Regions from separate parts of the Homo sapiens genome. Here all the other regions are linked to region 4. Evidence: chromatin contacts called from ENCODE Hi-C or POLR2A ChIA-PET data. All regions are on one chromosome and are shown on one strand. Each heading gives the region's core, a stretch centred on a gene start or an enhancer-like site at or near the end of the contact. The rest is flanking DNA. Distances are from core to core; before and after follow the strand shown. Region 1 holds the start of DIXDC1 (DIX domain containing 1). Region 2 holds the start of HSPB2 (heat shock protein family B (small) member 2). Region 3 overlaps DIXDC1 (DIX domain containing 1). Region 4 holds the start of SIK2 (salt inducible kinase 2).

Region 1 (2,700 bases), core at 3-2,502, 330 kb before region 4:
AATGGGTGGGGGGAGCCAAAGGCACTTCAGTCTTGCCTATCAAATGCTCATATTTAAGAAGACAATGTATTCATATGTTGAGTAAAAACTGATTTTAAAAATCTTAAATTTCAGAGAGTCACAGAGAGAAGAAAGAGAGAGATGGAAGGAAAAGGAGCGAGAGAGAAATGAAGAAAGACACAACTAACAGCCTAGGTTTCCCTGGATGCTGGGCTAAGACAACCCGCAAGAGTAGGGCTTAGCTGCAGTCGAAGACGTATGGAGCAAATCTTGAGGGGGAAGCATCCCAAACCAGAATTTCCTGGGTCACAAGAAAAGCAAATGCAATAAACAGAATTGTAAGAGAAACAAGTGGGGAGGAAATGACCCCTTGTCGGCCCTAGCCCATCTTGCCTGTCAGAGTGAGGCCCCAGTTCCTCTGCTCTCACATGGACCGGTGCACGCGCTGGCTCCCTGGACCCAGGACCCAGGTCCCCTCTCGCTCAGTAGCTCCTCTCAGACAACCATGTCCTTGATTGCAGAGAAATCTACTGCCCCGCACTCAGAAAGAGATTCAGACATGAAGAGGGCACTTCACATGGACCATCTACAGTCCCCTGCCCTCTCAAACTTTCTACCAATGCAGTACCACTCCACCCTCCCTTGGCTCCGCTGGTTAGCTCCTGATATAGATGAGCACTTTTGCCAAATATCCAGGGATTCCCTGAGGATTTCCTTGGAGAGAGAAGCTCTAGGGAGGATGGAGACCCCCTCTTCTGGAAGGAGGTGATTTCTGAATTTGTGGTCCTGTCCTCTTGGGCTCAGGTAAGCTACCAGGGAAGGTCATGGCCCAGCTTAGCTGTGGGCAGGCAGCCCTTCTGATTTCTCCTGGTTCACCCATCTGCACCGTAAGTACCACCTTAGCCCCTTTGGGGTTCTGGGGGCGATTTGCTCTGGGGTCCCCAAAGGATGGAGGAGGAGGAGGACCCCTTCCGGAGACTGGGCGGGAGACGCTGGGGGAGGGGAGCTGAGGAGTGGGAGGAGCAGGACAGTTACCTCATTGAAGCCCTCCTGCAGGACGTCCAGTAAGTTCCCTCGGGTCAGGCAGGCTAGCATTGTTCCTGCTGGGGGCTCCCCGGGCGGGGTCTCCAGCCCGGCGGCCGCCGCCGCCTCCTCCTCCTCCCTCTGCACACAAAGGCTCTCGGCTCAGCTCATTGGGATCCCTCCGGAGTCCCGCATGCCACTTACTGGAAACCTAGACTGGAGCCAAACTAGCGGCTTGCACTGGGCATGCTCGCACGGGGGCCTCCGCTGGAGGGGCCCGGCGCGGTCGCGGTTCCTATGGAAACAACTGGGCGCGCACTAGGTTGAGCGGCGCTGCCGGGCTGCCCCCAGCCCCGCTTTCCTGCGGGAAAGCCGCACGGCCAGGCGGGCTGGCGAGGGCGCGCGCTGCACGCCCGCACGCACGCGCACACCCCCCCCCCGCCCGGGCCGCAGCACGGGCGTGTGTGCGTGCGCTACACACACACACACTCACACGGCTTTTAGGCAAACGTGCTGCTGTATGTGCGCGCTGTGTGCATACACACACACACACACATACACACATACACACATACACACACACACGTTGACAAACAGGCGGCCCGGCTGGCGTATGCATGCGCTTGCAGCCGCGCGCGCGCACACACACACCAGGCTTGCAGGCGGGTGTGCCCGTGGGGAGGGTGCGCAACACACACACACACACACACACACACACACACACACTGCTAACTTAAGGCCACAAACGGCCCACCAGAAGGTGGGTGGGAAAGGGAGTGAATCATAGGATTTTCCCCCAGACTAACCGAAAACAGCAACCTTTTTCCACATGGGCCCTGGACAGTGAGGTCAAGCTAAAGAAGAGGAAGCAGAAGGGAAAGAAATAAGAAAGAGAAAGAGCAGAGGAAGAAAGGGGGAAAAGAGGATAAAAAGAACTTTAGTTATTGATGGTATCAGAACACATTCAATAGAACAGTGCTAAACATCACGCAGGATCGCAACAGAAACATCAAGGATGACCAAGCCTTTTCCAAAATTTTCCTATTTCATTCTTTATAAAATAACTGCTAAAATATACAACCCATATTTTAATGTGTTTTAAAATAAATGGGCTTTAATTAAAATAAAGACTGCAAAAATGTCCTGGTGCATTTGAAAGAGGTAAAAAGCTTCCTCAAGTGAAACAGAAAGCTATTCTAGGCTGTTTCTAGCTATTCAAGTCATAGCCTTGATTATTTATTTTTAGGAATACTAGTCATTTGCAACTCAGTGCAAACTCTTGTTTCTATAGGAAAACTCGAAGCTGAAAAAACATTCATTTTACATTCCACCTCGTGATCCCAGATGGAGAGGAAGGGTTTACAGAGCATTAGGGCTCAGAGAAGGTCAGGGCCTTGTCCAAGGACGCAGCCAATCAGTGACAGGCAGCTCAAGGATCTAGGAGTCTACACTTATGATTTTCTGGAAGACCCAGATTCCTCCTCAAATCCTGATTAGTACCTTAGCCAGAAAAGTCAGTAATGGCTCTTATTCAACCTAATGACCTCTTCAGGTCCTTAGAGAAAAAGAAAATCCACCAAGAGCAGCCAGGCTAGCAATATCTTGTCTGAATGTCTAAAGCTGCTAAACACAAAGATGTTTCTGAAAAAGAACACATCTCCCTGACCACAACAGGCA
Region 2 (2,700 bases), core at 201-2,700, 310 kb before region 4:
TGAGGAGCTTTTTGTCTAGCTGGCTGTGACCTCCTCCCTCCCTCCCCATCCCAGCTTCCCGGCCACAGAATAGGGAGCAGTACAAACAAGGCCCTGAGATTTGGGTTTATTCAGCTCCACCCAAAACTAAACCAAGGCTATGACATGTCCCATGGGACCAAACCATACATTGTGGACCATGCACCTTTCCCTTCCCCCAAGGATGCTGCTACCTCTGGAGTGGTGGGCAGCTGCCCATATCACCTTGGGAGGTAGAGAGGGATTTGCTGGGTGCTGGGTCTGTGGCAATCAGGGCTCAACTATGGCTGCCTCCTCCTCTTCCTCTGGATCAGGAGGCGCAGGGAGCAGGGAGATGTAGACCTCATTGACCTCTGTGTCCAAATGTCGGCCACCCCGAGGTGCTTCCAGGTTTAAGATGCCATCATGGGAGAGAGCAGCTCGGACTCGCCAGGGGTCGACATCAGCAGGCAGGACATAGGTGCGGCAGAACTCTCGGGACACGAAGCCGTGGCGGTCCAGGCGCTGGGGGTGCCGGGCAGACACCTCCAGCAGGTTATCCACAGTCCTCACAGTCACCTCGTCTGGGGTAAAGTGGCTCACATCCAGAAATGCCTGGAACTTGCCCTCACTGAGCCTAAGCTCGGAGGCCCCTGCCCTGCTGCCCTCCCCAGCTGGGGCGGCCCGAGGCCGGACATAGTAGCCATGGTAGAGTGTGGGGGTCAGGATCTCTTCTGGCAGGAGGCCTAAAGGGCAGAGAGAAGGCAAGAGGCAGGATGAGGGAGGATGAGGCTGGCACAGGGGCGAAATGGGAAATCTGGAGAGGAGGGATTGGGAAGAGCAAGAGGGGAGTCAGGAGGAGTAGGGAACGGGAGGGAGGCCACACTGTAGCTAGGAGGAGAAGGCAGCTCGGAAGAGGGGAAAGAGAACGGAAAGGAAAGGGAGGAGGAGGAGGAGAAGGAGGAGGAGGGGGAGGAGGAGGAGGCACCAAACGGCCTGGGTGGATAGAAGGGGGACAAGGAGGCACACCCAGGCCGGCAAAGAGCAGGTATCAGCACTGCAAGCACCAAGTGTGTCTTGAGGTCAGCAGGAATGGGAAAGATCTCTGCTTGGAGGGGATGAGGGGTAGTCTGGGGTGGGGGGTGGCTGGTCCCAGGAGATCAGTTAAGCCCAGAGTGGGGTGGAGGCCAGCAACGTTGGGAGGTCAGCCCAGAATTTCAGGGGGTGGGGGTGGGGGGCAAGGGGGTGGTGTCTGTGCCATACCTTCTCCGAAGCGCTGCTCACCCAGGCGGCTCGGGTTGGCAAATTCGTACTCGGCGGTGGCCGGGTGGGCATGTGGCACTGAGCGGCCCGACATGGCTGCAGATGCAGCAGAAGCCCTGGTCCGAGGTGCAGCCCCAACAGGCGCAGCGCGACCCCTCCAGCTGCCCGGAGAGCCAGGGCTCGATAGGAGGTGGGGGCGGGGTCGACACCACCCAAAATAGTGCCGAGCCTCTTGGGGGGGGAGGGGCTGGGAGTGGGGGCCCTGAGTGAGAGCAACGAGGGTGTGACCAGCGCCGCCCGGACCCCTAGTCCCCTCCCCCGCACACTCTTCAGCTGTCGCAGGGGGCCTGAGAGGACAGCTGAGGGTCCTGGCTGGGAACGAGCTGGGGAGGGGGAGCTGGTGGTGCCTGGGGCATGAAGAGGCCTCGCTGAGACCCTCACAAACGGTTTGCACGTTTCCACACCTCATTTTCTCCTCTTCGGTGGCAGGCACTGTGCACCCAATTCCTAAAGCACTCCTGGATTTAATGTTCTGAGAGCCACATAGAACGAAAGATGCAAGAAATCTGTTTGCTCTTTTTTCAGGGGGTGGGGTCTTTCTGCCCAGATGTGGGATCCTCTCCTAAACCCAGGTCAACCCAGGGCACGAGGCAGATGGCTGGTGCTGACATGTTGACCATCACTGCTCTCTTCCAAGGACTCACAAAGAGTTAATGTCCCTGGGGCTCAGCCTAGGAAGATTCCAGTCCCTGCCCAGGCCCAAGATAGTTGCTGGCCTGATTCCCCTGGCATTCAGGACTGGAAAGGAGGAGGAGGGGCACACTACGCCGGCTCCCATCCTCCCCCCACCCCGCGTGCCTGCTTGGGATTCCTGACTCTGTACCAGCTTCAGAGAACAGGGGTGGGGGTGGGTGCCATTGGGTGTGGACAGAAAGCTAGTGAAACAAGACCATGACAAGTCACTGGCCGGCTCAGACGTGTTTGTGTCTCTCTTTTCTTAGCTCAGTGAGTACTGGGTATGTGTCACATTGCCAAATCCCGGATCACAAGTCTCCATGAACTGCTGGTGAGCTAGGATAATAAAACCCCTGACATCACCATTCCAGAAGCTTCACAAGACTGCATATATAAGGGGCTGGCTGTAGCTGCAGCTGAAGGAGCTGACCAGCCAGCTGACCCCTCACACTCACCTAGCCACCATGGACATCGCCATCCACCACCCCTGGATCCGCCGCCCCTTCTTTCCTTTCCACTCCCCCAGCCGCCTCTTTGACCAGTTCTTCGGAGAGCACCTGTTGGAGTCTGATCTTTTCCCGACGTCTACTTCCCTGAGTCCCTTCTACCTTCGGCCACCCTCCTTCCTGCGGGCACCCAGCTGGTTTGACACTGGACTCTCAGAGGTGAGTCTCCCCACAGCTAGGACGGGAGAGTCCTTACTGG
Region 3 (2,700 bases), core at 42-2,541, 390 kb before region 4:
TTAGGCGACAAGAAAGTCAACAGAGACCCAACAAGAAGAACACTAAGCAAAGTAACAGATAAAAGACTGTAGTGGGCTGAGTAGTGAACAGGAAGTGAGGAAGAAAAGAGAGCAAATATAGACTCTTCTTTTAAGAATTTTGATGTACAGGAGTAAGAGAAATAAGTCAGTAGCTAGAGAGCTGGCAGAAGTTACACAGATTTTTGTATTTTCAGATAAGAGATATTTCAGCTTATTTGTGAATACAGTTATCACTGGAAGCATTAGATTAACATCTTAGTTTTCAAGCAGCTATAGATTTATTTGTAGTACTTTAAATAAATACTATATATGCACAAAGTAATTTTTTGGGGGGGAATTTATTGTACTTAAAAAAGAAATTTCTAAGTATTTACACCTATTTATATTGGCAGTTTACACTAATCTGAAGAAATCAATGAATAAAATAATAATAATAATCCTCTACAAACAATAGAAATGACTATTTTGAAACACTGCTAGAAAAGGAAACTGAAACTAATTCTGGTAATAAAATAATTCATTGCCAACATGGCGAAACCCCATCTCTACTAAAAATACAAAAATTAGCCAGGCGTGGTAGTGCACGTCTGTAATCCCAGCTACTGGGGAGCCTGAGGCAGAAGAATTGCTTGAACCCGGGAGACAGAGGTTGCAGTGAACAGAGATTGCGCCACTGCACTCCAGCCTGGGCAACAAGAGTGAAACTCCATCCCCCGCCGCTAAAAAAAAAAAATTTGTTTCATTCCCAGCATAGATAACCTCATCCAAGAGGAAAAGATATCTGGGATCAGAGGTTTGAAATGCTATTTTATTTACTCCACAAAAAAATTTTACATTTCATATTTTTGCAAGTATTTTCAGATTTTTACTTTAGGTTTCTTAATGTGCTTTTAAAAATTTATATGTAACATACAAAACTGTTTCTAGTCAGCTTTTTACTATTTGGTTTTTATAAATTATTAGATACCTTTTGATTAGGCCTGATTAAAAGATAAGAAAACATGAACATTACTAAGCCACAAAAGGCAAAATACAAACTAAAATAGAAATTACCAGGCAGGGTAGCTTTCCAACAAGTTTGAACAAATGGGAAAAAATATAGAGTGGGCACGGAGCAGGTTAAAATACACTTCCTAGCCATGGCCATTAGATGGTGCAAACATTTTGCAGGACTTAAACTAAACGCCTTAAGCACTCAAAGTTTTTATTTTATTTTGAGATGGAGTCTTACTCTGTCACCCACGCTGGAGTGCAATGGCGCAATCTGGGTTCACCACAACCTCCACCTCCTGGGTTCAAGTGATTCTCTTGCCTCAGCCTCATGAGTAGCTGGGATTACAGGCGTGTGCCACCACACCTGGCTAATTTTTGTATTTTTAATAGAGATGGGGTTCACCATGTTGGCCAGGCTGGTCTTGAACTCCTGACCTCAGGTGATCCACCCACCTCAGCCTCCCAAAGTGCTGGGATTACAGGCGTGAGCCACCGCGCCCGGCCTGAGCACTCAAAGTTTTAAGAATATCTCCAAAGAAATTAAACGCCTTGCTTCAAGGAAGAAGTGGAAATTTTTTTTGTGCTGTTTGGGAGTGTAGAAAAATTTACGTATGTATGTGTTTTTGTTGTTTTATATTTTGCTTTTTCAGCATAAATCTTTTGAGCTTCTGTGTTCTTCAAAGATATTTTAGCCTCTCTGAGTCAACAGCATCCTGCCTGCACGTGGCTAAATGGCACTGGGGGTGGTGATGGCATATGTCTTCATAGTCTTAGAACTAACTCAATTGCAGTATTGCTACAGAAACAAAATAGTATAAAAGTGAAGTACTACAAGAAAAATTACATCCCCAAAATGTAGTGTGAAAAATACTAAATTTCTGGTCTAATATGCTAGGAGTCCCTACTGAGCAAAAATGGGTACTTACTTGAGTTAGGGGGCCAGGACTCCCGGTATTCACTACCTACTTGAGTTCTGGGTGACTTGACCCGAACCTGGGGAGCCACACAAAAATCACAAGAGTTATGATCAATGAGAGAACTTAACCAAGAAATTTAAATCATAAAAGTGTGCTTAAAATACTACATACTTTTCTACCATCTCTTCCACAACATATAAAATCTAATATATTTATCCTAACAATAATAATATATATGAAAGGCTTTCTGGTTTCCAGTGCATTTTCCGTATATTTTCTCATCCAAGGCCAAGCTCAATCAGGGGTAGGTGGGAGGGGAAGAAGCGTAAAGGGAGACCCTGTGGGGTCAAGAGCCACAATCTTTACACAGCTACAGTTGCTGGGAGCAAGTATGACCATGAACTTCTTCTCTGGATTGTCATACCATGATGAATAGTCAGTTCCACTGAGAGAAAAAACAATAGAGAAAAACAACTCTAACCTTTAACAGGGTCTTGTATCTCTTCACACTGCCTTCATCTCAATTAAAATTCTTAAAACCCAGCTTTCTCAGGAGCTTGCCTAAGAGAGATACCACAGCAAGAGGGTTACCTTTCTTTCTTGTTTCTTCTGCGTCTCCATAACATGCAGGCGCTCCATGAGGCTAGAAATGCCCTGCTCCAAGCTGTCAATAGTGTGGTGCTGAGGATCGTGGCCACTGAAGCTGTTGCGCAGGCTGCGGAGAGCATCTCGAACAAGCTGCAGGTCGCTGGTCTGTGGGCAAAAATAA
Region 4 (2,700 bases), core at 82-2,581:
GGAAAAGGATGAAACTCCAGGAGGAACTACAATAAGGCAGAGTAGAGTACGTCAAAACCACTAGGTTTTATTCTAAAGAATGGTTTTGTTTCTACCGTTCTTCTAAGGTATTTAATTTGCACGTCTTAAAATAGAGACCCTGAGGAGAGCAGCTTGAGGCAGTGGAAGGAAGGGGGGCGGGTTAGGTAAGAACAGAGACTTGTGAGAGAGTATGTGCGGTGCATTAGAATGTGCAATGAAGAGGGTGCAGGATTCACCGTCAGGAAGCAGTTGAGGGCTTTATGAGTAGAGGCAGAATCTGATATGGTTTAAAGAATGCGTATTACAGCCAGAATGCACACCTGGTACAGTGACAACCCTAGACAAGTAGAAGACCAATCCACCCACCGTGCAAATGCAGAGATGACCATTTTAACCAGTTCTATTGTCTGGGGCATTAAATGGAAATGCCCCAGGCAAGAGATCAAGCTAGCCAGACACCAAATCAGAGACACCCTGGGCCAAAAGGAAGGAGAGGAGATGGACAGTGGCCGTGGGGGTATTCCCAGCCATGGGGCCCTTCCTCGTCGGGCAGGGGAGGGGCGCCGGGGTCACGGGGGCCGCACGATCCCCCATCCGCGGAGCCCAAGCGCAGGCGGTCCCCTCCTCGGGCCGGCGACGTCTCTCACGGCGCAGCCTGGGAACACCGAGACTTCCCCTCCCACCCCACCCCCAGCCGAAAGCAGGGAAGACGCGGAACTTGGGCTCCGGAGCGGAGGCCACAGACCAGGTCACGGCCCGGGTGGGGGGCTCTGGGCGAAATTCCGGGTGGCCACCGGGGGTGGCGTAGGGGAAAGCAAAGCCCCGGCTGGTTGCGTTTCCAGTCGGACGACACTCGGGTCCGGGTGCCCGGGCCCGATCCCTTCGCTGCTCACCGACCCCCTGCACCTCCTGGGTCCTCACAGTCCCAGGCCCGCTCGCCTCCGCCAGTGAGGCGGCCTCTCGGGTCTCCCCGGTCCCACCACTGCGGCCGCCCCTCTCGGTAAGCAGCTCCTCTCCCGAACCCTCGCCTCGGACGCTCCCGCCGAGCCCCGGGCCGCACCTCCGTCTTGGTGATCCGGTGCCGCCCCAGCTTCACCACAGCGAAGTTGCCCTTGCCCAGCGTGCCCTCGATGTCGTAGAACCCCACCCGGACCGGCCCGCGCTGCAAGTGCCTCGGGCCATCCGCCATGACCATGCTGGGCCCCGCTGCTAGACACGGCGGACAGGAGCGCGGGCGGGCGGGAGGGTTGGCAGCGCGGCTTGGCTTGGGCGACGGCCGCTCCGCTTGCTCCTTCGCTCCTTCGCTCCTTCCCTCCCGCTCCCCAGGGCCCAGCCAGGCGCGCGCCGCCGCTGACGTGCGCCGACGTCAGGGGGCCGGGGCAGGGGGGCGGGGGCGGGCCCGAGCCTGGATTGGTCACCATGGCGACCGAAGCACCGCCGACGTCGGCTGCTGGAGAGTGGGGGACGGCGCACGGGGAGGGGCGCGAGCCTGGCCGGCGCGCTCCTTCCGGGCTCAGACGCCCTCCCCTCGCCCCTCCGCCTCACCGCTGCCAGGGGCGGGGTCGCTGCTCGGCCCGCTCCGTTCCTCGGCCTTCCAGGCGAAGGGCAAGAGCGAGCCCTGGCGGACCGTGCGGAGGGGTGCAGAGACCTGGATGCGGCCTGCGATCTCCTTCCCCGCCCCGGCGTTCTCCGCCCACCCGGGGTCCTTCCCGCCAAAACCTCTCACCTACAAGTACAGCGCGTCCTAAATTTGGCACCGGCAAAGAACTGTGGCTGAGCAATGCGTTGCTCACAGGCTCCTTTCTTTGTGTCCTTTTCTCTTCTCGTTGCTATATATAATAAAACCCTCCACGTTTTGATGTCTCCGAGGAGTCATTCTGACAGCAGTGCAGTCGCTTATAGACTCACAGAATGTCAATGTCAGCGCTGAAGAGATCTTGGAGATCACTTAATCCAGAGATTTGGAGCCTCATGTGAGCTTCAGAGTTTGGAACCCCCTAAAACACAGGCCAGTTTTTGCTTATGTGAGCATGTCTCTGGGGAGATGGACCCGTAGCTTCTGTCAGATTCCCAAACGCGTTGGTGACTCTGAAAAAGTTTAGAAATATTTCTCTAATCCAATTTTTTTCCCCAAAGGACGAAGAAGACCTCAAGGAATAAAGGGAATTGCCTAGGTCACACAGGCAATAGTCGAGGTAGGATTATAAATCACACCACGCTTCCAAATGTGACTCAAGGAAACAGGGACAGTGACACCTCACTATTTTGAGATGTATCATATGCCTTTATATCTTGGTTTCTAAATACCATTCTCCACCTAAAGGAGCCAGACTCCGTGGCGAGATGGCTCATTCGAGGGCAGAGACAGGGAAAGTATAAAATGCCCTTGAAAGATCCTGCTCCTTAAAGCAAGGAGATTTCTTGGCTATGTCAAGGAAGATATGTCAAAAGAAAGCAGATGGCTCGAAGGTGCTCCCCCCTTACCAAATCTGAGACAGTTTGAGTATCAGGAATAAATAATGGGCCGGGCTTAGTGGCTTACGCCTGTAATCCCAGCACTTTGGGAGGCTGAGGCGGGTGGATCACCTGAGGTCAGGAGTTCAAGACTAGCCTGTGTGAAACCCCATCTCTACTAAAAATGCAAAAATTAGCCGGGCGTGGTAGTGGGCGCCTATAATC

What was found. Hi-C counts contacts between places; a loop is a spot of excess contacts on that map. ChIA-PET counts read pairs that join two places held with the same protein, here RNA polymerase II (POLR2A). Pooled maps may share reads with other maps.
Region 1: a loop to region 4 is called in a pooled map, with 3 times the contacts of the local background. The contact joins the promoter of DIXDC1 here to the promoter of SIK2 in region 4. A Hi-C loop is called at or near these places in 9 of 168 maps with a recorded cell type or tissue (B cell, CD4-positive, alpha-beta T cell, CD4-positive, alpha-beta memory T cell and 5 more), 27 of 37 single-sample maps with no recorded cell type and 24 of 50 pooled maps. POLR2A ChIA-PET finds 5 or more read pairs at or near these places in 6 of 52 experiments (CD4-positive, alpha-beta T cell, GM12878, OCI-LY7 and 2 more).
Region 2: a loop to region 4 is called in a pooled map, with 4 times the contacts of the local background. The contact joins the promoter of HSPB2 here to the promoter of SIK2 in region 4. A Hi-C loop is called at or near these places in 9 of 168 maps with a recorded cell type or tissue (B cell, CD4-positive, alpha-beta T cell, CD4-positive, alpha-beta memory T cell and 5 more), 27 of 37 single-sample maps with no recorded cell type and 24 of 50 pooled maps. POLR2A ChIA-PET finds 5 or more read pairs at or near these places in 5 of 52 experiments (CD4-positive, alpha-beta T cell, GM12878, OCI-LY7 and 2 more).
Region 3: a pooled map shows a loop between it and region 4 (2.5-fold over the local background). The contact joins the enhancer-like site here to the promoter of SIK2 in region 4. A Hi-C loop is called at or near these places in 3 of 168 maps with a recorded cell type or tissue (Caco-2, GM12878 and K562), 9 of 37 single-sample maps with no recorded cell type and 11 of 50 pooled maps.

What each region holds. Positions count from the first base shown.
Region 1 is chr11:111,935,895-111,938,594 of GRCh38, reverse strand. DIXDC1 (DIX domain containing 1) reads right to left here and starts at 1,252. Exons shown (of 20, transcript NM_001037954.4): 1 at 1,036-1,252. The coding sequence starts at 1,095. RefSeq lists a silencer at 1,376-1,475.
Region 2 is chr11:111,911,484-111,914,183 of GRCh38, reverse strand. It overlaps HSPB2 (heat shock protein family B (small) member 2), which reads right to left and starts at 1,450. Exons shown (of 2, transcript NM_001541.4): 1 at 1,261-1,450; 2 at 91-743. The coding sequence starts at 1,354. The coding sequence ends at 289. CRYAB (crystallin alpha B) reads left to right here and starts at 2,414. Exons shown (of 3, transcript NM_001289808.2): 1 at 2,414-2,660. The coding sequence starts at 2,460. It overlaps HSPB2-C11orf52 (HSPB2-C11orf52 readthrough (NMD candidate)), which reads right to left and starts at 1,448. Exons shown (of 5, transcript NR_037651.1): 1 at 1,261-1,448. RefSeq lists an enhancer at 46-699.
Region 3 is chr11:111,995,387-111,998,086 of GRCh38, reverse strand. It overlaps DIXDC1 (DIX domain containing 1), which reads right to left. Exons shown (of 20, transcript NM_001037954.4): 16 at 2,523-2,684; 17 at 1,941-2,007. Among named protein-coding and RNA genes, the nearest start is that of DLAT, 29 kb to the left of the region's middle. Within about 2 kb of position 1,291, at least 3 of the 41 ENCODE cell types and tissues checked have a DNase peak (open chromatin) inside an H3K27ac peak, as active enhancers do.
Region 4 is chr11:111,601,080-111,603,779 of GRCh38, reverse strand. SIK2 (salt inducible kinase 2) reads right to left here and starts at 1,331. Exons shown (of 15, transcript NM_015191.3): 1 at 1,082-1,331. The coding sequence starts at 1,216. RefSeq lists silencers at 566-725, 1,276-1,715 and an enhancer at 1,806-1,945.